Regions from separate parts of the Homo sapiens genome. Here region 1 is linked to region 2. Evidence: chromatin loops called from intact Hi-C (ENCODE). Cell type or tissue: Caco-2. All regions are shown on one strand. Links, peaks and the distances in the headings refer to the core of each region. The heading gives the core; the rest is flanking DNA. Region 1 holds the start of DDC-AS1 (DDC antisense RNA 1). Region 2 overlaps DDC (dopa decarboxylase).

What was found. Hi-C counts contacts between places; a loop is a spot of excess contacts. Peaks named below come from ENCODE experiments on the same cell type or tissue, not always from the same donor. Only the 100,000 strongest peaks of a DNase experiment are listed, where the experiment ranks them.
Region 1: a loop joins it to region 2, with 5 times the contacts of the local background. A loop is called at or near these places in 9 of 110 quality-filtered maps.

Annotation. Positions count from the first base shown.
Region 1 is chr7:50,529,876-50,539,687 of GRCh38, forward strand. It overlaps DDC (dopa decarboxylase), which reads right to left. Exons shown (of 15, transcript NM_001082971.2): 4 at 7,985-8,104. DDC-AS1 (DDC antisense RNA 1) reads left to right here and starts at 1,884. Exons shown (of 5, transcript NR_033845.1): 1 at 1,884-2,007; 2 at 9,239-9,292. RefSeq lists enhancers at 787-956, 805-974, 1,334-2,533, 4,897-6,096. In Caco-2, for the core only: no CTCF peak of the experiment used is centred there; DNase peaks (open chromatin) are centred at 1,656, 4,106, 4,976 and 5,692.
Region 2 is chr7:50,472,350-50,485,252 of GRCh38, forward strand. It overlaps DDC (dopa decarboxylase), which reads right to left. Exons shown (of 15, transcript NM_001082971.2): 10 at 7,438-7,514; 11 at 4,275-4,294. Among named protein-coding and RNA genes, the nearest start is that of FIGNL1, 28 kb to the left of the region's middle. In Caco-2, for the core only: no CTCF peak of the experiment used is centred there; a DNase peak (open chromatin) is centred at 5,442.

The sequences.
Region 1 (9,812 bases), core at 340-8,339, 55 kb after region 2:
CAGGACCTCAGATGTGACCATATTTGGAGATAGGCTTTTTAGAGAGGTAATTAAAAGAAAATGGGGTCACATGGCTGGGCTCTAATCCAATCTGACATGTTTCTGATAATATGAAATTTGCCTATAATCCCAGCACTTTGGGAGGCAGAGGAGGGTCGATCACTTGAGCCCCGGAGTTCGAGACCAGCCTGGGCAACATACCGAAACCCTGTATCTATAAAAATACAAAAATTAGCCAGGCATGGTGGCGTGCCTGGTAGTCCCAGCTACTCGAGAGGCTGAGGTGGGAGGATGACTTGAGCCTGGGAGGCGGAGGTTGCAGTGAGCCGCAATTACAACACTGCACTCCAGCCTGGGCGACAGAGTGAGACCCAGTCTCAAAAAAATAAATAAATAAAAAGAAGGGGAAATGTGGCCCCCAGACATGTGGGTGCACAGAGGGAAGACCATGTGAGGACACAGGGAGAAGGTGGCCATCTGCAAGCCCAGGAGAGAGGCCCCAGGAGAACCAACCCTGTGGACACTTTGATTTTGGACTTGCAGCCTTCGGGACTGTGAGAAAAGAAATTCTTCTTCGATCCACCCAGTCAGTGGTATTTTGTTAGGGAACCCCTGGCAAACTAATGGATTCAGGGCCTGCTATGTTATCCCATTTAAGTTGTAAAAATAATCCCATTTTTGTGTTTTATCATCTTCAGGTGGGGAAACAGATGTGCAGAGAGGTTCACTAACTTGCCCCAAATCAGCAGCTAGGTAGGGCACGGTTAGGAGTGAGCCCACGCCTGCGCTTTTTAGGGTGCCATGGGCCTAGAAAGGTAGGGGCAGCGAGCACCTTCCCTCTTAAGTAAGTCGTAGAAGAAACCCATCTACCGACCAGTATGAAAGGACATTAGAAAGGGCAAATAAAAGAAGGTAGGTTCTTGTTGACTCTGAAAAAGTTTATAACATGATAGGTTTTTACAGAGAAATATATAATAAAATAATTAAGTAGAAATGCTAACCTCTCTTCTTAACATTTGATGCTCTCTTCATTGACCCTGATTTCTCATTTTGACTTTGCCTTGACACTACTTTTACTTATTCTTTTGAGCCAACCCACATCCTTTGGTGGGACAGTAATATTGAAAGATAAATACATTTATTCATGTTTCTGTAGCACTAATGGATGGGTTCAAATATACAGATATATGCGTCTCTTAATTCAGCATCTAAAATGGGTACTTTATTTCCTTCAGGCTATATTTTCATGAGCAATGATTTTAGACATTGTTTTAGGCCAGGTTTACAAACCTTGGCCAGAGGAGAGAGAAGGGGAGAAACCAATTTTGGCTGGCAAAGCTAAATCAGCCATCCCAGGAAACCCAGGCTCCCTGAGAGCAGGCATTGTACCTTACTTACACTTCTCCTATGTACCCCATCATTCCTGTCCCTGATTTCCTCCTGTCCCCCTATCTGCCCCCACACACATTTTGTTTGTCATGTCCCACCCATTCTCATTGGAAATGTAACATGAAAAGCCTGGTGGAAGGCACAATTCCCTGTTCTGATGCTTGACAAGCAGGCGTGACTGCAGCTTCCCCGGCTAAATTCTACCCTCTGCTTGAAGCGTTGGAACGCAGGTGTTCATTCTCTGAACATTCTAATGAAATGAGTCACCATGAATCACCTGAATCACCATGACAACTCATTATGGCTTTTCTCTGGGGGGGGATGGGGGAGCTTAGTTCATGTCCTAAGAGAAAATTCACCTTCTTAAGTCAACAAAATGATGTTTTAAAAGCCTGAAGGAGCAAATCGTCAGTAGCACATCTAGAACCACACCACCCCGATGCCACCAGGGTGGCCTGGTGGCCTCAAGCATGATGTCAGGTGGAGCTCTCTGCACTTTGCTGGCAGCAGATCTTCGCGGAGAGAAGCACGGGGAGGGTGACATGTGGTACAGAGCAGGAACGATGGCTCTGTGCGATAGCAGCAGACAAAGGTTGCCATGGCAAGCCTGCTCAGGAGGTAGGAGGGGATGCTGGTAAGGTCTGACGCTTCTGGCTGCTGATGCCGTGAGCAGAAATGTCCTTTCATCTTCAGTTTTTTTCGAAGCAAAAAATTGTCTTTTCTTCCACAAGAACTTTAAAACCCAATTAAGAGACCATTTTCCCAGACCACATTTGTCCAGCCTCACAACAACAGTTTGCCATTTGACTCAGACACGCATCACTGCGCTGACGCCCACAGCTGTGATTACAGCTCTGAGGGGATCAATAATGCAGGCTGGCTCACAGGCTGTCACCAGGCTCCTGTGCTCTTTGGGGCCTCACCAATTACAGACAATCAGCCTTGTCTGCTGAGAAGGGTGAGCTTCCGGTGGCAAACACAGATCCCATTTCTTCCTTTCATCCAGAAAAAAACTGAGTGGATTGGGCTCACAGGAAGATTGTGTTAAAGCGGGGGCTGAGAGATGCCAGGAATATTCCTACCCAAATGCTAAAGACTTGTATGGTCTCTCAAAAATGAGGTTGTCTTTAATGAAACGAAAATGCAGCCCATAGTAGCATGCACATCTCTGGACACCAACCCAAGCCTATGGTCAGGGATGAGCTGGTGTAACAGTCATAACTCTGGTTGTCTTTCCTACTAGCCTTGGCTTTAATTCACTTTTGCTGCTATGCATGTTCTACTAACTTTCTGGGACTCAATATCCTCATCCATGAAAAAGATTGTCCATAATCCAATCAATCTTCATAAATACTTTGAGGATGAAGACAATAACACAAAGCACAAGACATAGGCTAAAACATAGCCAAGCTCATAATTGCTATTCAATGAAAAGTAGCTCTTATTATAATAGACACAGCTTATATTATGAGGGATTGATAAGATTTTTTTGAGGAGTATATAATTAGAGGAATCATCTGCTGAAAAAATTGAATATGAAATTGTTTTTGTTATAAGATGCAATGACCTAGAAATGCTTCAATTTTTGTTTTGTTCCATTTGGATTTAGTGGGGAGCATGAATGTTAAACATGAATACAGCCAGGAGAGTCCTAGGAGGAAGGTGATCATCTTGGAAGATTGTTGCACTTCATCCTAAAGGGTGTCCTCCAAAATTTTTTTTATAAGAATGGAAAATTTGATGCAACACAAATATCTTAGGTATTATTTATATATTTATATAGATTGTGATGCATCATAGAAAATCATGGAGTAATACTTTTTTCAAACAATATTTAAATAGTGGGAAATGCTCACAATAAAATGATAAGGAAAGCACCATGCAGAAAATCCATATGCGTAGTATCATTTCAATTTTGTCTGTATACATATATTCACATGTAGATACTGAAATAACACAGGGAATATGACAAGAAAGCTCCTGTGTCTTTTCATTTTTACCATGAATGTCCAGTATCTAGGTGGAAAGGGGACTTTTTTTTTTTTTTTTGAGACAGGGTCTCACTCTGTCACCCCGACTGGAGTGCAGTGGCATGATCTCAGCTCACCTCAACATCCACCTCCTGGGTTCAAATGATTCTCCTGCCTCAACCTCCTGAGTAGCTGGGATTACAGGCACATGCCACCATGTCCAGCTAAGTTTTGTATTTTTAGTAGAGATGGGATTTCACCATGTTGGCCAGGCTGGTCTTAAACTCCTACCTCAAATGATCCACCCGCCTTGGCCTCCCAAAGTGTTGGGATTACAGGCGTGAGCCACCACACCAGGTCCATAATCACATAATCATGTGGAGAAAACCATGAAAAGCTTCCTAAAATATAGAAGATAACAAAAAAGGGAAATATCGAAAGGAAGAGAGAAATCATGGAAGAGGTACCCAATCTGTGGAAAATTGAAGTCCCTGAAAAAGAGTGACGTGGCCCACAATAACTAACATACAGTAGAAGAAAAATCTCCACACTGCACAGAGCTGAGTCTTGAATCAGCAGGGCTCACCAAATGCTAGGGAGGGTCAAAATGAGGGGAACAGTCTGGGTGCAGTGGCTCACTGCTGGATCTGTCCTGCAGACCCTGGCCGATGGAGGAAATGAGTGCTCAGACACAGGTATGCAGTGTAAGAGCAGCTAAGTGACTGCCTGGCTCTAGTGGCCAGAGAGCAGCCCTGAGAAGCTGGAGCAGCTTGCTTTTATTGAGTGCAAGCACAATGCTGAAAACCTGGAGCAAACACAACCTGTAGATAATTAACATTTATTGTTCCCCTTTCAGGGAATGTCACGTGCAAGGATGTTCCGAGGTCAGTTCCTGGACAACTTCTAACAAACAAGCTTGACCAAGATAAATTCCCCTACACTCCCTTGTACCTACTCCTTATCCTCTGCCTCAGGGTTATAGAACAGCTGCCTTCAGCTATTCTGCCATGGAGCTTTGCAGAGCCTTCTGACCTTTCAGAAGGCCTGCTCCTTTTCCCTATAGTTTCTCCCACCACTCTGACCGATCTCCTACAGCTCACACCTGTAATCCTAGCACTTTGGGAGGCCGAGGTGGGTGGATCACCTGAGGTCAGGAGTTTGAGACCAGCCTGGGCAAAATGGCAAAACCCTGTCTCTACTACAAATACAAAAATTATCCAGGCATGGTGATGGGTGCCTTGTAATCCCAGCTTCTTGGGAAGCTGAGGCAGGAGAATGGCTTGAACCGGGAGGCAGTGGTTGCAGTGAGCTGAGATCGTGCCACTGCACTCCAGCCTGGGCGACAAGAATGAGACTTCGTCTAAAAACAAGACAAAATAAAAAAAAAAAATGAGAGGAACAAATGGAAAAGAAATGGAAAAGTAGACCTTGTCCCGTGTATAAAACTAAAAGAAAAAGTAAGTCGGCCACCAACATCGAGGCCTCTTGTAAAGGGTTAGACCATGCATGCCCTTGCCTGGAATCAAAACCACGCCCTCTGCAGGCACGCAGCTGTCCCACTGGGTCGCTGAGTGCTGCTGCCCTCTGTCCCCTGGAGAATCAGGACTGATGTTCCAGAGGCCAGAAAGCCATCTGGCCCTCACCAAGGCAAAGTGCAGCTGACAGAGCACTGGCTGCGGACAGTGTGCAGTAGCTCCCTCCCCTCGCTGGAAGGGCACCTGTGACAGCCTATCCTTGCTGTGATCTTGGCCAAGGAGGCTTCTCCAGCTGCATACTCACTGACCAGAAGAAAATTGTGCTGGGACTGAAGCATGATTCATTTGCTGAATCATTGCTGAGTCATTGTTGCTGCTACGTAGAATGGTATGGTTCACAGCAACGTATTGAAGCTTTGCTTACAACATAGCTGACGTTTTCTTTTCTTTCTTTTTTTTTTTTCTTGATGGAGTTTCCCTCTCGTCAACCAGGCTGGAGTGCAATGGCAAGGTCTTGGCTCACGGCAACCTCTGCCTCCCAGGTTCAAGCAATTCTCCTCCCAAGTAGCTGGGATTATAGGTGCCCGCCACCACACCTGGATAATTTTTGTATTTTTAGTAGAGACAGGGTTTCACCATGTTGGCCAGGCTGGTCTCAGACTCCTGACCTCAGGTGATCTGCCTGCCTTGGCCTCACAAAGTGCTGGGATTACAGGCGTGAGCCACTATGCCTGACATTTCATTTTCCTCAGCTCCCCATTTAATATCACTTATGTCTGATGGAAAAAGAGATAACCAAAGAATGCGAAGGAGGAGCACGTGGAGGGATGACTCTGAGCCTGGCCACAGGGCCTGTGGGTCATGGAGAAGGCAGTCATCAGTCCCGGCATGTGGCCTATTCAGGAATCTGGGTGTCATCCGGATGAATTAGCGTTCACATTTTTTGGCCCAGAGTCTAGGAATAGGCATTACAAGCAAGTTCCCTCCATGACTCTGAAGCACACTGGATGTGGTAGGCACATTAATGCACCCTCATTCCCAGAGATTTCAGGTCTTGGTCCCCAGAATCTGTGACTGTTTCCCTTCCAGGGAAAAGGTGACTTTGCTGATGTGATTAAGTTAAGAAACTTGACTTGAGAGATTATCTCAGATTGCCTGGATGGACCCAATCCAATCATATGTGTCCTTAAAAGTGGAGACCCACTTTCCGATCTTATATGTGGTCACAAGGAGATGCGACCAGGAAAGTGTGAAAGGAAAATAAATCTTGGGACCCCCAAATCACTAAGCCAAAGGGAAAAGTCAAGCTGGGAACTGCTTAGGCCAAACCTGCCTCCCATTCTATTCCTAAAAGAGATAGCTACTAAGATAAAAAGCTACATGCCTCCCTCATAAGGAATTTCCTTTTGGATGAAGGACAGACAGAACTCAAAGTCACCCCTCTGCCCACTGAGATAGCTGCACATCTGATGGCCTCCTTTGGAAAGGCTAATCAGAAACTCAAAAGAATGCAACCAATTGTCTCTTATCTACCTATGACCTGAAAGCCCCCTCCCTGCTTTGAATTGTCCCACCTTTCCAGACCAAACCAATGTACATCTTACATCTCATGTCCCCCTAAAATGTATACAACCAAGCTGTGCCCAACCACCTTGGGCACATGTAGTCAGGATCTCTTGAGGCTGTATCACAGGCACGCATCCTTAACTTTGGCAAAATAAACTAAGTTGACTGAGACCCATCTCAGATATTTGGGGTTTACAAAAGAAAGGTCAGAAAGATGGGACACAGCTGGCTTTGAAAATGGAAATGGGGCTGTGAGCCAAGGAATTTTGGAAGCCTCTAGAAGTCAGAAGAGGCAAGGAAGCAGATTCACCCCTGGAGCCTCCAAGGTGTCAACTTTGGTTTTAGCCCAGTAAGACCCAGGTCAGACTTCTGATGTACAGAACTGTAAGATAATCAGTTTGTCTTATTTTGAGCCACAAAATTTGTCACAACATCAATAGAAACAAATACATAAAATTATCAGTCTTGTTGCTCATTCTCAGGACTGGAAGTGGAGAGACTTGCTTGCTAGTTTCGCGTGGCCACACTGGCCATGTGCTCTGCACAAAGGTGTTCTCCAGTGTGTGCCTCACTGTCCTCATCCACTGAATGGGCCTTCACCAATTCTCAGAGCCTTGTGAAAGACAATATCTGAAAAGGAAGCCCCTTTTTCCCAAAGTTAACAATGCTTTCCTAATGAGACTATCATCTACTTGACATGAGAAAAATGATTAAGGGAGAGTACTGGGTTCAATATAGTTCATATTCCATGCTAGGAAGTTGTTTTTTTTTTTTTTTTTTAATGCATCAAGTCCAAGTCATCCCAGTGCCATTTGTCCTGCAACCCCAGTGGAATAGAAATTCCATCATGATTGTCTTTTGTCTATCTTGTTCCCTGGTGTAAGCTCTGACACACAGTCACTCTCAATAGATACATGTTACATGAAGAAAATGAATTCAGTTGCTGCATAGAAGCAGCAGCATCTTTAAGTAAATGATTGGTTCAAAGACAAATAGTATTTATAGCCTCTGAAGCCTGGTCACATCTGCCACCTGTGCTGTCCTCCGAGGAATATCACGGGCTCTGAGCCACACAGAGTCTGTAGCTGGAAGCCATGGGGCAAGCTACCTAATGTTCTGGACCCTAGTTTCCTCTCCTGTAAAAAGGGCTATTAAAATGTTTCTTCACTTGTAAAAAGGGGTACTAAAATGCACAGTGTTGTTGTGAGAATTAAATGAGTTAATGCCTGGAAAATGCTTAGGCACAGTGGCCGGCGATGGGGAACCCCACACAAACGATAGTTGCTGTAGTTGTTACTTCCACGCACCTGCTGTGAGATAGCGGCTGTGCTACCTACCATAGCTAGGGGCCTGGGGAACTGAGTGCCCTGCCCTGGGGAAGCGAGTGAAAGACAGCACTGGGATCCTAATCCAGATCCTGCCAATCCCAAAGCCAGCATTTTCCCAAGAGCTCGGTTTTGTTTATTCTCCAGGAGAAATTTGAGGAACTAACAAGAAGCATGAGTGCCTCTTTCCCCACCTGCGGCTACAGTCCTGTGCAGAGCCCATGCATCCCAAAAGTGGCCCTCACAGCTCCCACCTTACCTGGATCACTCCTCCCCCTTCTCCAGCTTTCTCATTCAAAAATGCCTTTGGTAGTTCCAGCATCTTCCCGAGCCAGTCCATCATCACAGTCTCCAGCTCTGTGCATGCTGGGCTTGCCGCCTGTCGTGGGGGAAGGGAAGGGATTAACCGAGGGCCAGGCATTGCAGAATTTGGGGGTCAGCAGTAACAAGGGGATTTAACCTTCCACTAAAGCCCAGATTAAAATCACCCAATCTCAGATGTGATTCAAAGGCCTGAAGGCTGTTTGACCTAGAATCATGCAAGGAGAGCGGTTGGGAAGGAACATACGGGCCACCATAATGAACCTTACTCCACTGAGCCTCACTGCATGGGCTCTGCGGGCTTGCTAGGATATTCATTTGTTCACTCACAGAAGGGTCCAGAAAGCCCACTGGTGGACTTTCCTCCGTAGTCACAAATGAAGGGAATGAGAAAGTGGGCGCTGGGCAGCTGTCACCCTCTGGGCATCCCGAGAAGCCATTGATCTTGTCTTTTAAACTCCCAGTGACTTTTCTCTATGAACTCTCCCCTCTCTCTGAACAGGCTGGTCTTGAGCCCCATCCAAAGGTGGATTGAGTCTCCACCTTCATAAAAGTCTCCAACATAAGGGGTCCAAGATGTTCTCGTGCCTAGATGTGCACAGCAACATCCCGATGCGTCACCAGTAAGATCTAAGTGAGAAGAGTGCATTCTCCCTTCTGGTCAGCCCCATCCTGCTGGGTTCTACCTGAGCCTGGCCAAGCCCAGCTCTACCAGGAGCCTATGCTCTCTGCTAGGGATGAGGTATCAGGCAACGCAGCCTGAGAGATAGTGAGGCACTCCCTTCAAGGCCTGAGGGCAATCAGACTGTCCCAGAATGAGCAGATAGAGATGGATGCCAAGTACCTCTGTGGGACAGAATGGATTTGGACCAGCAGAGCTAAATGAAATCTGCTGCAATATCCAGTGATAGAAAATGCTCTTTAGGAGAGGGTATGCTCAGCCCAGGCCAGCCCTGCCCAGCAGAGAGGGAGGCCCCAGTGCCTGGCAGAGGAGCAGCACAGACACTGAAGAGCCCATCTGTGGGCTCTTCAGCCCTGCCTGTAGGGCCCATGATGCCTGCTCACCCGGCAACTTCCAGTGCCCCAGCCCAGAGAAGAGCAAGTGCCAGGCTGGTGAAGCAGAGGTGGCTCAGCTGGGCCCTGTGGCTCAGTGCTGCAAATTCCTAATTGACAGCTCCTTTACACATCACAGCATGCCACATAGACCGATGCCCACAAGTCCACCTGGCTCCAAGCCACAGACAAGGTGAGTGCTCTGGACCCCAAAGGCCAAGGACAGCCCCTGGCTTTTGAGGAACTCCCCAGGGTGCAGCAGCCCTCGGACACTGGCCATCAGCAGGCAGCTCTACCTCCAAGCTCTCTGCATTTGGGAGGAATGCATCTTTCCTGTAATCTGTGCCTGGAGCACAGAGTCACGGGCAGAGCCAGCCCTGCCTACCGTTCTTCTGAGTAGGGACTTTTTTAGGCATTTTACCTCCAGATAGGGTGGGACTGGTGGTTTGCAGGCAGGAGCTAGGCCCTTTTCCAGAGACCCCCCTGCTCCAAGGCTCTGGACACATCTGATAGGCTGGTTGGAGCCTCTCCCCAGGCAGCAGCCCTGGTGGAGAACAGAAGGAATGAGACAGGGGCAGTCGCGGTTCTCAAGCTTTGGAGGATATAGAAATTCTCTGAGCTGCTTGGAGAAATGCAGATTCCCAGGTTCGAGCTGCAGAAACTCTGGGCCCCAGACCATGATGTTAGTTCATACCAAGTGCTTCCAACACAGC
Region 2 (12,903 bases), core at 2,386-10,385:
TGAAAGGATTCTTTATGTAGAAGTCAATTCATATTTGATGCTTCCCGGACATCAAATGATCTATTTCCTGGTACTTTTTCCTCCACAATTGATCATTTTTAAACCTGTATTTTGTCCCATTTTTGATAAGCCATCAACATCTTCCAGAAGATGCAGTTTCCTCATCCAAATAGCATGCAGGGCTGCATGGCTCAGTGGCTTGTGACCTAGGTCCGTGGTCCTGTCTTTCAATAGGTTCAGCAAACTTTTCTGAACCTCTGTCTCCTCCCCTATGAAACAGGCATAATGATGCCCACTTTACCCAGGACCGTGCAAACTGGAGGCAAATGGTGCTGTCTTACATCTTCAGTGTGCCGTTCACCATCAGAAAGAACACAGAGCTCTCTTGCCATACCTCGCGTCCTGAACAGCCTCCTCCTGGGACTAACACTCTGTCCTCGTGCCCTCATCTACTGACGGGGGATAGAACTACCAGGGTCTGCTCATCCTTTTCACCCCACACTTTCTCACTGGCCCAGTAGGCAGCCCACCATCCAGGGATCTTCTCCCCAGACTGATGGATCTTCTCCCCAGACCGCCTTAGGTTTGGGTTTCCAGCCTCTTTGAACAAAATGAGAATGTCTATGATATTCCTTCCCATTCCCTGCTGAGCCCAGCAAAGCAAATGCTCTGGGGACATTTGCCTGGAATTCACATTCAAGGTGGGAATCATAGAGGAGCCTGAGAGGTGCATGTGAGCACAGAGAGGGAAAGAGGTCACTGCATTGTAGCTAAAATAGCAGCAAAGAGAAGATGCCGGGAAATACGGCCAGGGACATCCCTGGGTTGTGGCAGATGGAGAGGGTTCAGTAAGAGGCAGTGACACTTGTGCCTGCACCCAAGGGATAGAAAGAGCAAAGCTGGGCTGAGAGGTGCCCTGGGGGCTCTGCACACCAGGGCCCTGAGGCTGCTCCCATACTCACACCCGGCCAACTTGTGTGTGCTTTCCCGGTGGCTGCCCGGGGCTGTCCCCACATGGCCACTCCTGCTTCCTGGGGCTGGTATGCTGAGGCCTAATGCCTGTGCTTCGCATTTAGAAGCCCCTCTGCTCCAGAACAGCTTTCACCTTCTGCATTCCATCTTTCATAAGGTTCATGCGTTTGTCCCCTCATCAGCCATGAAACATTGGCTGTGAACACATGATGTGCCATCTCCAGCCCTCTCTAGGAACACAGCAGCACAGAAGGCCAATCACCCCAGAGAGCCTCCCAAGCCTGGTGGATGGATGCCAGTGGGACTGGGCTGCTGTGGTGCTTCCCATCTGCCTGGGTTCCTTTAGAAGCAACAGGCAGCCAAACAAGGACTGTCCCCACATGGCTCCTGACTCATGCACTGCCAGCCATAGTGCCAGGGATCTCAGCATCATTGCCTGCCACAAGCGGCAAGAGGAGAGCTGGCAGGCAGAGGACTAGCTAAGGACTTGGGGCATGTCCTCTTGGGCCACAAAGGGCAGGCTGGAGGATCGAGGTGTCTCAGGTGTGTTTCAGAACAGGCATCAGGGCCTGCGTGGTCTGCGCCTCTGTCTCCCTCAGTGGCCTGGGAGTCTTGGAGGTGGCTTTGGGCCTCACTCACCTCTGAGTAGCTGCAGGAGCAGCTCATAGCTCCTGGTTGGAAAGGGAGTGCCAGTCAAGGGGCTGCCTTGAGATGGGGTGAAAGAGACCCAGGTCTCACAGCAGGACCAACAGGGTGGGGAGTACAGGGGCTGATCAAAGGATGCTTTGAAAGTAGGGCTGGAGCACAGGTTGCTGATGCTTGACCTTTCCTTAACCGAGGCCAATGCCTTTCATTAAGCTAGTAGAGATAACTAGTAGAGATAACTAGTTGAAGTAACAGAAGGACAAACGCTTTTCAAAGAATGCTTGGCCTATCAAGGCAGGGTGAATGGTGGGCTCAAGTCTTCTGGATTAGCAGTGCGGAAAGGGCCTGAGGTGCTGAGGAGAGTGAGGCTCAGCACTAAAGACAGAAGGGGACAGAAAGACCCCATGAGGGTCAGGGACTGGTGGTGGAGGGAGTAGGATGAAGAACCTAGGGTTGGGAAGAAGGAGTGAGCCCTGAGGACTGGAAGGCCCTGGATGGAGCAGAAGAACAGGCTGGGGAAGCCTCAGGCAAGCCCTGCCACCTTCGTGGTCCTGCAGGCGGGTGCCAGTACAGATCTGTGATTCTTGGTGAACGGTAGAAACTGTCTGAGGAGATCATGTTCCCTGAGCTGCTAGATGCGGGCAGAGCTGGGCTGGTTTTTGTCTTGGGCAATGTAACATAAGCCAGCATTGCTGGGGATTGTGCCCCAGGCCTTTGAAAGACAGTGCCAAGTTTATCTAAAAGGACTTTGGTTCCCAGAGGACTTGTTAGTCAATACGGAGTTTTTAGCAAAGCCTATGTTATTTTATGTGAACCAGAGATGGTGTTGTGCCTTTTTTTCTAATGATATCTAAGCTGGGAAAGAGCAAAATTAAAAAATAATAAAATAAAAGGCATGAAGTGTTCGTGCCTGTTACCCCATTTTCAGTCTCATGCTGCAGGAAGCAGCTCATCCTCAGCAGAAAGCTGGATGTGCCAGATGCCCACTGCATAGTCATTTAGGAAAGCAAGGGACTTTCCCAGGGAAGTAGTTAAATAACAGGGAAATAATTATACCATATAACATGGGATTCTGTGTAGATTTTCTGTACTTACTAAGGCTGTGGAGGAGTGGAGAAGGTATTGCAATTTTAGTTTCAGTGCCATGAGAACCAGCTGCAATGTCGTTTGTACAGCACGTGGCCCTCATGCAACATGAAGTCTGAGAAAGGCCACGAACCAGAGGAGGAGACAGAAACACAGGCCACAGAGGCGCGAGGATGAAAGGTCAGGGTGAGCTGGTCCTCAGGTTATTTTTAATATTATTGTCATATTTTCCCTTCAATAATAACTTTCCAAAAGATAAGTCAGATTGACAATGGGATTATATGAAAGTTTTAAATGGCATCATCCATGGATCTTCCCAGTGTGCCCTTATGTGCACACACCCTGGCCTTTCTCCCTGGGTGTAGAGCTGGGTGGTCCCAGGCAAACTTTGCCAAAACTGTCCTAGGACCAGCCTTGATGGCTTGGGAAGGTTTACTGCTGCCCCCCTGCCTCCTGGCTCACAGCTGTCACAGGAAGAAGGCAAGCTACCCATGCCTTTGAGGGGAAGCCCCTGCTGGGTCATTATCACACCGGCTGCTGACAATGTTTGCTCCAAACGCACTTAGACACACACCTCTGTCGGGAAATGGCAGCCTCTGCTTTGATGATGTCTGGTGCCCACCACACGTGGACACAGGTCATTTTTTTTTTTTTTGAGACAGAGTTTCACTCTGTCACCCAGGCTGGAGTGCAGTGGCATGATCTCGGCTCACTGCAACCTCTGCCTCCCAGGTTCCAATGATTCTCCTGCCTCAGCCTCCGGGGTAGCTGGGATTACAGGTGCCTGCCACCACACCCAGCTAATTTTTGTATTTTTAGCACAGATGGGGTTTCACCATGTTGGCCAGGCTGGTCTCGAAGACCTGACCTCAGATGATCCACCCACCTCAGCCTCTCAAAGTGCTGGGATTACAGGAGTGAGCCACAGCACCTGGCCACAGGTCATCTCTTGATGGCAGAAGACAGCCAGCTCAGTGGCCACACCTCTGTTCCCCCTGAGTTTCACCCTCCCCCTTGGGTTCTATTCTTTTGATAAGCTTCGCAGTACTGCCTTTGGTCCCAAATTCCTTTCCAGACTAACACTAGAACAACCTGGCATTTTCAAAGTATGCCTCATTCAACACTTGTTTCAAATAAAAACGAGAGAGGACCAATGCATTTGAGACTAGGCTGCTGAGATGACTGGCCCCACCTGGGAGCTTTTTCTGTTCCCTGACTCCTCCCTCACTCTCCCACTGCCACCACCAGTGCAGCCCCAGGCACACAGCAGCCCAGGGCAGAAGGGCCTTTTCCTTCCAGAGGAATGAGGGGCAGAAGCTCCTTTCTCCTCCCCAGGAGCAAAGTCCAGGGTCCAGGTTTCCCCCTCCTAACCTGAGACCTCTGACTGAGGGGTTCAGCAGAGCTGCCCGCCACCTGGCAGGACCCCCCTAATTTGTCAGTTAGGACCCAGTTAGAAGGTGCCCACCAGTGCGTGCTGATCATGAGAGTGGGGGAGGAGATGTGTGACAGCTGTGGCGTAGCCCCCCAGCACTCCACTAGCATTTGAGATTACAGTGGAATCTCCCACTTACCCGGTAGTCAGTGATAAGCCCTGGAGAAAAGAGAAAGAAAAAGAAAAAAGAAATCGTTAGACAGGTTTGTTGATCACACGCTAATCCTTTTCATTTTCCAGGTAAATTTCTTGTGTCTTCTAAGCCAGAAATAAAACTGCCCAAAGGCTGGGTCTGGGTGTTCTTTGCGGCACTTCCCAGGGTAACATATTCTAAGGGTGTGTCCCGAGAACAGGATGCCCAAAACACAAATTGGAAATGTTACACTCTCAATAGACCCCCATTAGTTTTGCTTTCTGCAGTTACATAGCATGAACATCTGAGGTTTCATCTAGTGCCCAGTAGAGAGTTAGCATTCAGATCACGTAAATCGTTCATCATTCATTCATTCATGCATGGGAAGGTGAATTTGTGATATACGGAGTGATTAGAATATTTTAAAAAGGAGAATGAAACTCTTGGTGGGATTATTCATCTCTGTATCCGTGGATCTTAGCAGATCTTAGTTCAGTATCTGGGACAGAGCAGACACTCAGTGAATATCTGCTGAGTCAGTTTTAACATCCAGGAATCATTGGCTCCACATTGGTTATGAAAAATGGATGATTTGCTTTTGAGCCTCCCCTCATGCCTAAAGCAGCAAACCCCAGGACAATAAAGGAGAAGGAACCCTGAATGCAGGCTCAGAGACGGGAGTTTCTATTAATACAAGTGATCCTGCACAAGACATCAGGTGAGGATTATGACAACATGCTGCAGTCCTGCTGCACAGATCGGTGGAAAAGGGAGTCTTGTGCTCTGGGAGTAGATCCACGAATGTGGGCTGGACCAGGCACATCAGTGTCCCCTACTTCCGCAGTCAACAGGGGCTGTGGCAGGGCCATAGCAGGCCCTGACCATGCTCAGCTGGGACAAGCTGTCCACCTAATACAACCCACGCCCCACCCTGCACTTCATCCACTGCACAGGAGTGCCTACATTGTATTTACAAGAACATCTGAAGTCACCACTTGGTATCATTCCCTAATAGTTATTTTCTCCACTAGCATAAAAAATGGCAGTGCTGGGAGGAGATGCAAGACCTCCACCCCCTGTTTTATGAGTGACCCTGAGATGGAAGCCCAAAGTCATACAGCCTATCTCAACCCATACACAGTACTCTCCTTTACGACACATGGCCTCTCATTAGTAAGGGAGCTTGTTAAACAAACATAACATCAATAGCAGCATCTGGCAATGATTCACAGAAACCACTGCAAATGAAACAACAACACTCAACAGAGTGCATGCAGAAAGCACTCAGTAAGAAATTGTCGACGCCAGGCGTGGTGGCTCACACCTGTAATCCCAGCACTTTGAGAGGCCAAGGCAGGCAAATCGCTTGAGCTCAGGAGTTCAAGACTAGCTTTGGCAACATGGTGAAACCCCGTCTCTACCAAAAAAAAAAAAAAATACAAAAAATTATCTGGGCCTTGTGCTGTACGTCTGTGGTCCCAGCTACTTGGAAGGCTGAAGTGGGAGGATCACTTGAGCCTGGGAGGTGGAGGCTGCAGAGAGCCAAGGTTGCACCACTGCATTCCAGCTTGGGTGACAGAGCCAAACCCTGTCTCAAAAAAAAAAAATTGTCAAAGAACCAGATGATTGTCATGAATGAAAATGAGGGAATGGCCCACCTTTTTAGTTTCTATTACCGCACCATCTGATACGGTAGCTAGTAGCCACATGTGGCTGTTGACGTTTAAATTTAAGTTAATTAAAACTAAAGGAAATTAAACTTTAGTTCTTCAACAGATGAGCCACGTTTCAAGCACTCAGTAGCCACATGCGGACTGGTGGCTGCCATATTGGGTGGTGCAGAATTATAAATTTCCCTCATTGCAGAAACTTCTACAGGAAAGAAAAACTGGAGGCTTTCAGTAGAAGAATTCAGATACGGTGTCTAATTAGTGCAAGTTCCTATCTGCTTCTCCGTGAATCTGCTTCCTTATGGACGAGTAAAGAACTGGCCCAGTTAGAAGCTTCCTTGCACAATTCTTTACTGTTAACATAAAGAAATGACAAACCTCTTAGCCAGTAGTTTCCTCTGACAATGGTTTTACTTGAACTGTGGACTACTTAATAGGTCTTATGTGCCTCATAAGATGTAAAACTTCATGAGGTACATGTGGGAAGGGCAGCTTGTATATTGGTAATTGGTAAGTGGTGCAGAGTTAAAGCGAACAATGCATTGAACAAGACTGGTAAGAAATACAGCAATATATTAGCAATATTTGCATTTGAGTGGTGGGATTACAGGAATTTTCTGGCCCAGCGTTGACTCTATTTTCCAAATGTACATCTTTAATAATAAGGAATACATCTTCAAAGCCTACATGACTAGTGTAACCACTTTACCTCCTCACCAGCGTTGTGACAGAATTTTCAGTTATCAAAAAAATTCTATTTATTTTGGTTCTAGTTCAACGCCTACCATTAATTAGCCAGATACACTGGCCCAAGTCAAATGAGACGACATAGGTGAAGTGCAAAAGCCAAGAATTGTGCATTCCGTGCTGTGGCCCCAGAGCAGCCTGTGTCCCCTGATGCCACTCGATAACTGCCCACTCATCCCCTCCCTGCTAGACGTTGCAGGTGGGTGCTGAGCCTCCTTGGCTGTCACCAGCGCCAGGCACAGAGAGCAGGCCTACTGACCAAATGACTTAGGTGCACCTTTGTGTGCTGATCTGAGCCTTGGCTTCATCTTATTTTCTCTTCCCTCACCAACCCTACTCAACCTTCTTCATTTACTTTGCCCCCTCATGGTATTGGTGGAAGGTGATGCAAAGCCTTTTTGTAGACATTATGGCTGTCATTATGTTAAAGACGTTTCCTTATCTGCAGGTGGTATGCATGCCCATATTAAAATCCCATGGCTGTGCCCACCTGCCCCTGCTCCTGCAATGAGCCCAGCAGGTTCTCAGTGCTTCTAGAGCAGGAGCCTCCCCCAGGGAGCCTCCCCAAGCCTCTTAACCAACCCACAGGGAGTGGGCTACAAGGGCAAATCCAGGAATGCACAGCACCCCGTCTTCTCTGTGAAAGCCTCCTTGGATATGGATGGTCTTCCCCTAACTCCCAGGGACCTCCAGGGCAGCTCTGAGGGGAACAAGACCAGAAACAGTCCACAGAAAGCAGGCTCACAGCTTACCTGAATCCTGATGGCTGTGCTTCAGGTAAGTGGGGTCCAGTCTAAAGGCTCCCGTTAAGTCTGTTCTCTTTTTCACCCTGGTTTTAGAGAACAAATGAAAGGGCTGATAACCAAGTACCCTAGACTGGACCACCTCTCCCCTCTCCCCACCTGCCTCAGCTCAGGCACCTGCTCCCAGCCCTGCCCTGAACACCACTCTGCCTGCACGGCCCTGTCTCTGCTCCAAGTACCTGGGGAGGGCGTCTTAGAATAAAAAATAAATATTTGGTCTTTGTTACCAGTTCCTGGCACACAGCTCCTAAAACCCTTGAGATCTCCTAGTGATAAGGGTTCATTTTGCATGTTAATAAGATAGCTGGCAGCTGGGGTCTCCTCGATGGCTTCCAATCTCCAGGGAGGGTAGGGGGCTGGAGATGAGTTGGCCAGTGATTTAAGCAATCATCCCTACTGAATGAAACTCCGTTAAAAACTCCTAAGTGGCAGGATTGGAGAGCTCTGGGTTGGTAAATGCTTCATGATGCTGGGATGGTGGCATACACAGAGAGGGCATGGAAGCCACGTGACCTACCACCCCACTTGTACTTTGCCATTGCATTTCTTTGTTTGTACTCTTTATAACCTGTAAACCTAAGTAAAATGCTTTTTTGAATTCTGTGAGTTGTTCTAGTAAGTTACTGAACCTGGGGCAAGGGTTATGGGAACCCCCCTGAGTTTGTAGCCACGGTGGACAGAACTGTGGGTAACCTGGAGACCCAACACTGTAACTGGCATTTGAAGTGGGGGCCGGCTGATGGGACTGAGCCCTTAACCCTGTGGAGTCTGACGCTACCTCTAGGTAGTTACAGTCAGAATAGGAGTGAGTTTAGGACACCCAGCTGGTGTCTGCAGAGTTGGAGAATTGGTGTCAAGAGGGAAAACCACAGAGGTTAGCATTTGCTCCTCTCTCTCTTTCCAGGGACAGCACAGTGACTGGCCCTGCTGGCATCAGTAAGTGTGTGTGGGGTGAAAATCCCAAGGGCTAATGAGTGAGAAGGCCAGGATGCCCTGGGCTGCAGACAGGGGTCCTCTTTCACCTGTCTGCACACAGAGCACTCACACTGGTAGTCATTCTGCAGAACTCGGACGCAAACTCTCACTGGGCTGGCCTTTGAAGGGCCTGTGCTTTACGGTAATTGCCATTGCTCTGCTTCATTGGCAGTGTGGTGACACCATCACAAAGCAATTTTGTAGCAAATAAAGTATCCTAAGGGCAAACTAGAGAAGAAATGTTAATCTGACAGTAGCTTAGGCTTGAAAACAAATAAAACGTGAGAGTCCCTGAAAGACAGAACCCAGTGAGCACAAAATAGGATGCTGAGATGTGGCTTACCAAGGAGGTGAGAGAGAGGCTGGATTTATCTATAAATGGTCATTGAGCCTTTATTTTTGTTTTAAGGTTAAAGACAGACAAAGTCAGTAGGAATAATAAGCTGTCTAGTGTATATTCTTTCTTTGACTTGTGGAAGAAAATTGCACCTAATTTTTTGTGTGTATAGGAATTTTCTTGCATCATAGGCATTTTATGGGGAGCCACTGGTTGTGGGGGGAGGTCCTTTGGGTCTCTCTGCATTAGAGAAAGCTCTGTGCCTAGACTTAAAAAGAGGGGACCAAGAGGGATGTGAATATTTATGGCTATCAGTAGAACTCTGCCCTTTGTCCACAAAGATCACACTTTCCCTTCTCATTCTCAGCAGGGGCCTTCCAGCTGTTTTTTAATTTAAAAAATTTTGCACTAATTAAAGCCATACAAAAGATGTAAAGAATAAATCACCACCCCCTGCTTATGAAATAAAACTTAAATTATAAGTATTAATAAAAGTTAAATATTCCTGTCCCTCACCTACTTCCTCTCCCTGTCCCACACAAGAGGCCACAAGGCTGAATTTGTGTTCCTACTCTTACATAGTTCTACAAAATTTTCTCTCCAAATCCCTAAGCAATCTATATTATTTTGCACACTGCTAAACATACTGTACCATAAACTTAAGATGTATTATCTTAAATTTTATAATTCCATGCATGTTTCTATAATTTGCTTTCTTACCCCAAAATAGACCTATGAGTTTCACATTCATTCATGCGCAGGGCTCTTGCTCACTCATTTGTATGACCTCCTGGGATTTTAGTGCATGCACATATCCCAATCCATTCATTCTATCATTTCCCATTTATTGATAGACAAACTACACTGATGTGGACATGGGACCATCCCTGTGCATACTCCTGGAGCCCCTAGTGGCAGCGCCCGTCGGCCATGCATCTGCCAATGGAATAGCACAAGGTGAGCTATGTTAAGGTTGGAGGAAAGCATCTATCTACGGCCGTATTCAATAGCTCCAAATCAGTCTCCACAACAGTTCTGCAGTCTGCGAGCTCCTCTTCCATATCCTGGTCAACGTTTAGTATGAAGAGACTATTGTAAACAACCTATAGTGTTTTACTGGGATTTCAATTTACATTTCTGATTACTAAGGAGGGTGAGTAACTTTGTATTTATTAAGCATATCTGTTTCCTCCTTGATAAAGAATTTTTTGTTCATTTTTCTGTTAGATTGCTTATCTTGTCATATTGGATTGCAACAATTCTGTAAACATTAGAAGCCCTAATTGGAATATGTGGAGTCTGTTTCTGGCTCTCTCTTCTAATGTGCTCTACCCATCTGTGCCCGCGCTGGTGCTACATGAGTTCAGTCGTGGTTACTTTACACACACACGTTGATATTTAAGGAGGCAACTTCCTCACTATATTTTTTTTCACAATTATCTTGGCTATTCTTGGCCCATATAAATATTATGCCAGGATATTTATTAGAATTGTGCTGAGGTCTAATATCGAGTCTTCTTTATGAACATATCATCCTACTTAGGACTTCTTTAATGACTTCCAAAAAATTATAGAATTTTCTCCATATAAATCTGAACAGGTTTGGATATGTTTGTTCATAGTAAACATATCTTTTCTTGCTATTATAAAGAGTGTTACCTTTGTAAAAATTACACATACTGTTTAATGTAGATGTAAAAAAATGCAACCTTAAAAATGTTAGTGTATCTAGACATCTTGCTGGGTTCTTTTATTAATAATACTTTGAGGATTCTCTTTTTATTGAGGTTACATCATCTGACAATGAGAGTTTTATGTCTTCCATACTGATCCTTACATGTTTACTTCTTTATCTTTTTTTTTTTAAATTATTATGGAGGTTAGGAAAGTCCAGTGTTGAATAGAAGTGCAGATTATGGGAATCCTCATTTTTTTCTGATTTTAAAGGGAGTGCTTCTAATATTTCACCATTAAGTAAAGGTTCACTATGTTTTTTGGTAGTTACCTTTTATCAGATTAAGAAGTTCTCTGCTGTTCCGATTTTACTAAGACATTTTGTCCTGAAATGTTGTTGACTTTTATCTAATGCTTTTTCTGCATCTAATATGATAACTTTTTTTCTCCTTCTCTGTTAACATGGTGACTAGCACTTTAAAAATCTTCTACTATTAAACCATCCTGCCATATCCAGATTAAACACAGTTTGGACATGGTATACTATATTTTTTAAAATCTCATTGGATTTTATTTGCTAATGTTTGACATAGAATTTTTACATTTAAGTTTGTGAGATTGTTTATAGCTTTTCTGTCTCAGCTTCTCATCTGGTTTTAGAATCAAATTTAGACTGGCTTCAAGATATAAGAGGCAGTGTGGCCTCTTTTGCTGCTCTCTGTGAATTATACTTAGGATTGGACTGATAAGTTTCCTGCAGTTTAGGATACTCATTATTTAAGAATTTGGGTATTTCTGGCCATGTGCAGTGGCTCACACCTGTAATCCCAGCACTTTGGGAGGCCGAGGCGGGAGGATCACGAGGTCAGGAGATCGAGACCATCCTGGCTAGCACAGTGAAACCCCGTCTCTACTAAAAATACAAAAAAAATTAGCTGGGCATGGCGGCGGGCACCTGTAGTCCCAGCTGCTGGGGAGGCTGAGGCAGGAGAATGGTGTGAACCTGGGAGGTGGAGCTTGCAGTGAGCCAAGATCGCGCTACTGCACTCCAGCCTGGGCGACAGAGCAAGATTCCATCTCAAAAAAAAAAAAAGAATAATAATTTGGGTATTTCTGCTGTAAGAAAATTTTACTATTGACATGTTGTATTAACAATAAGATTTTTCAGGTTTTCTATTTACTCTTGAGTCAGTTTTGGTATCATGTTTTGTTGTAGTTATTGAATATATGTGTTTATGGGCAATTCTTGGCATGATGTTACTCATAATGCTCCCTTACTATTTTCGGAAATCTCTGAAGTATCTGTAATTGTGCCATTGTATTTTCTACTACAAGTTAATCTGTGTTTTCTTTATTTTTGACCTATCTTTCCAGAGATCGTTTATGTAATTAGGCAGGCCAACTACCAACATCTGGCTTTGTCGATCCTCTCTGTTGGGTCTTTTTTGTGTATTTTGTTACATTTCTTAATTCTTATTGCTTTCTTCCTTTTACTTTTTGGAGGTTTATTTTGTTGCTGCTTTCTAGCTTAATTTTGATACTTAGCTTATGATTTTCTGGCTTTCCTCTTTTCAATTGATGTCTGTTTTGTAGGTGCTGCTTTAGCTGTGTGTGGCAAGTTTGGTTGCATGTTTCTTTTTGTTCAATTCTCAGTATTTGCAGCTTCCCATTATACTTTATTCATTGGCCCATGTTTCTAATGGGCCTGTGGTAGTCGCCTCTTCAATATTTAGGTACTAAATTTGCATTTCTTGTTAAGATTTAATGGATATTATAAAGAGAAAGAATTTTATGGAAACAGATGTGTATGTGTACTTGAGGACATACATGGGCACACACACACACAGAGAAACATGCTTTTGTGGCACCAAAGTCACCTCACATGGTGACCTCACCTGCATGAGACTTTTGGTGAGGAAAGCCTCTCTCTGTAACCAGACACATTCCTAGGGGATCAGGAAAAGGACCCTTGTGTTGGGTTGAAAGCCTGGCTCCTTACGTTTTCTTTTTTAAAAAATCTACAACACTACATAGTGCTCACTGAATGAGCACTCACATGACCTCCTGGTCCCAATAACATCCATAAAAAATTCAAGATAATAAAGGGTTCCCAGATCTAAGTGCAAAGAATCCAAATAGATAAATAGAAAACTATCCACTAAGACTTTTAAAACAAGTTCTAGAATCAAGTCTCAACGATTACTAGAATGATTAAAACTGTTTCAGAGAAATAGAATTTTTAAAAACCTCCCAATGCAACAGAAGTGTACAAACACTATAAAATAATTTGTGGCAAAATTTAACATTTTGGGAAAAAAAAACAGGCCATCTTTTAAATGTGGATAATATATGCCTTTCGTGTGTATGGAATTTGAGTCTTTCTTTGGAGATCTGATATTAAAGAGGCAATAAGCTCTGGACAGAATGGC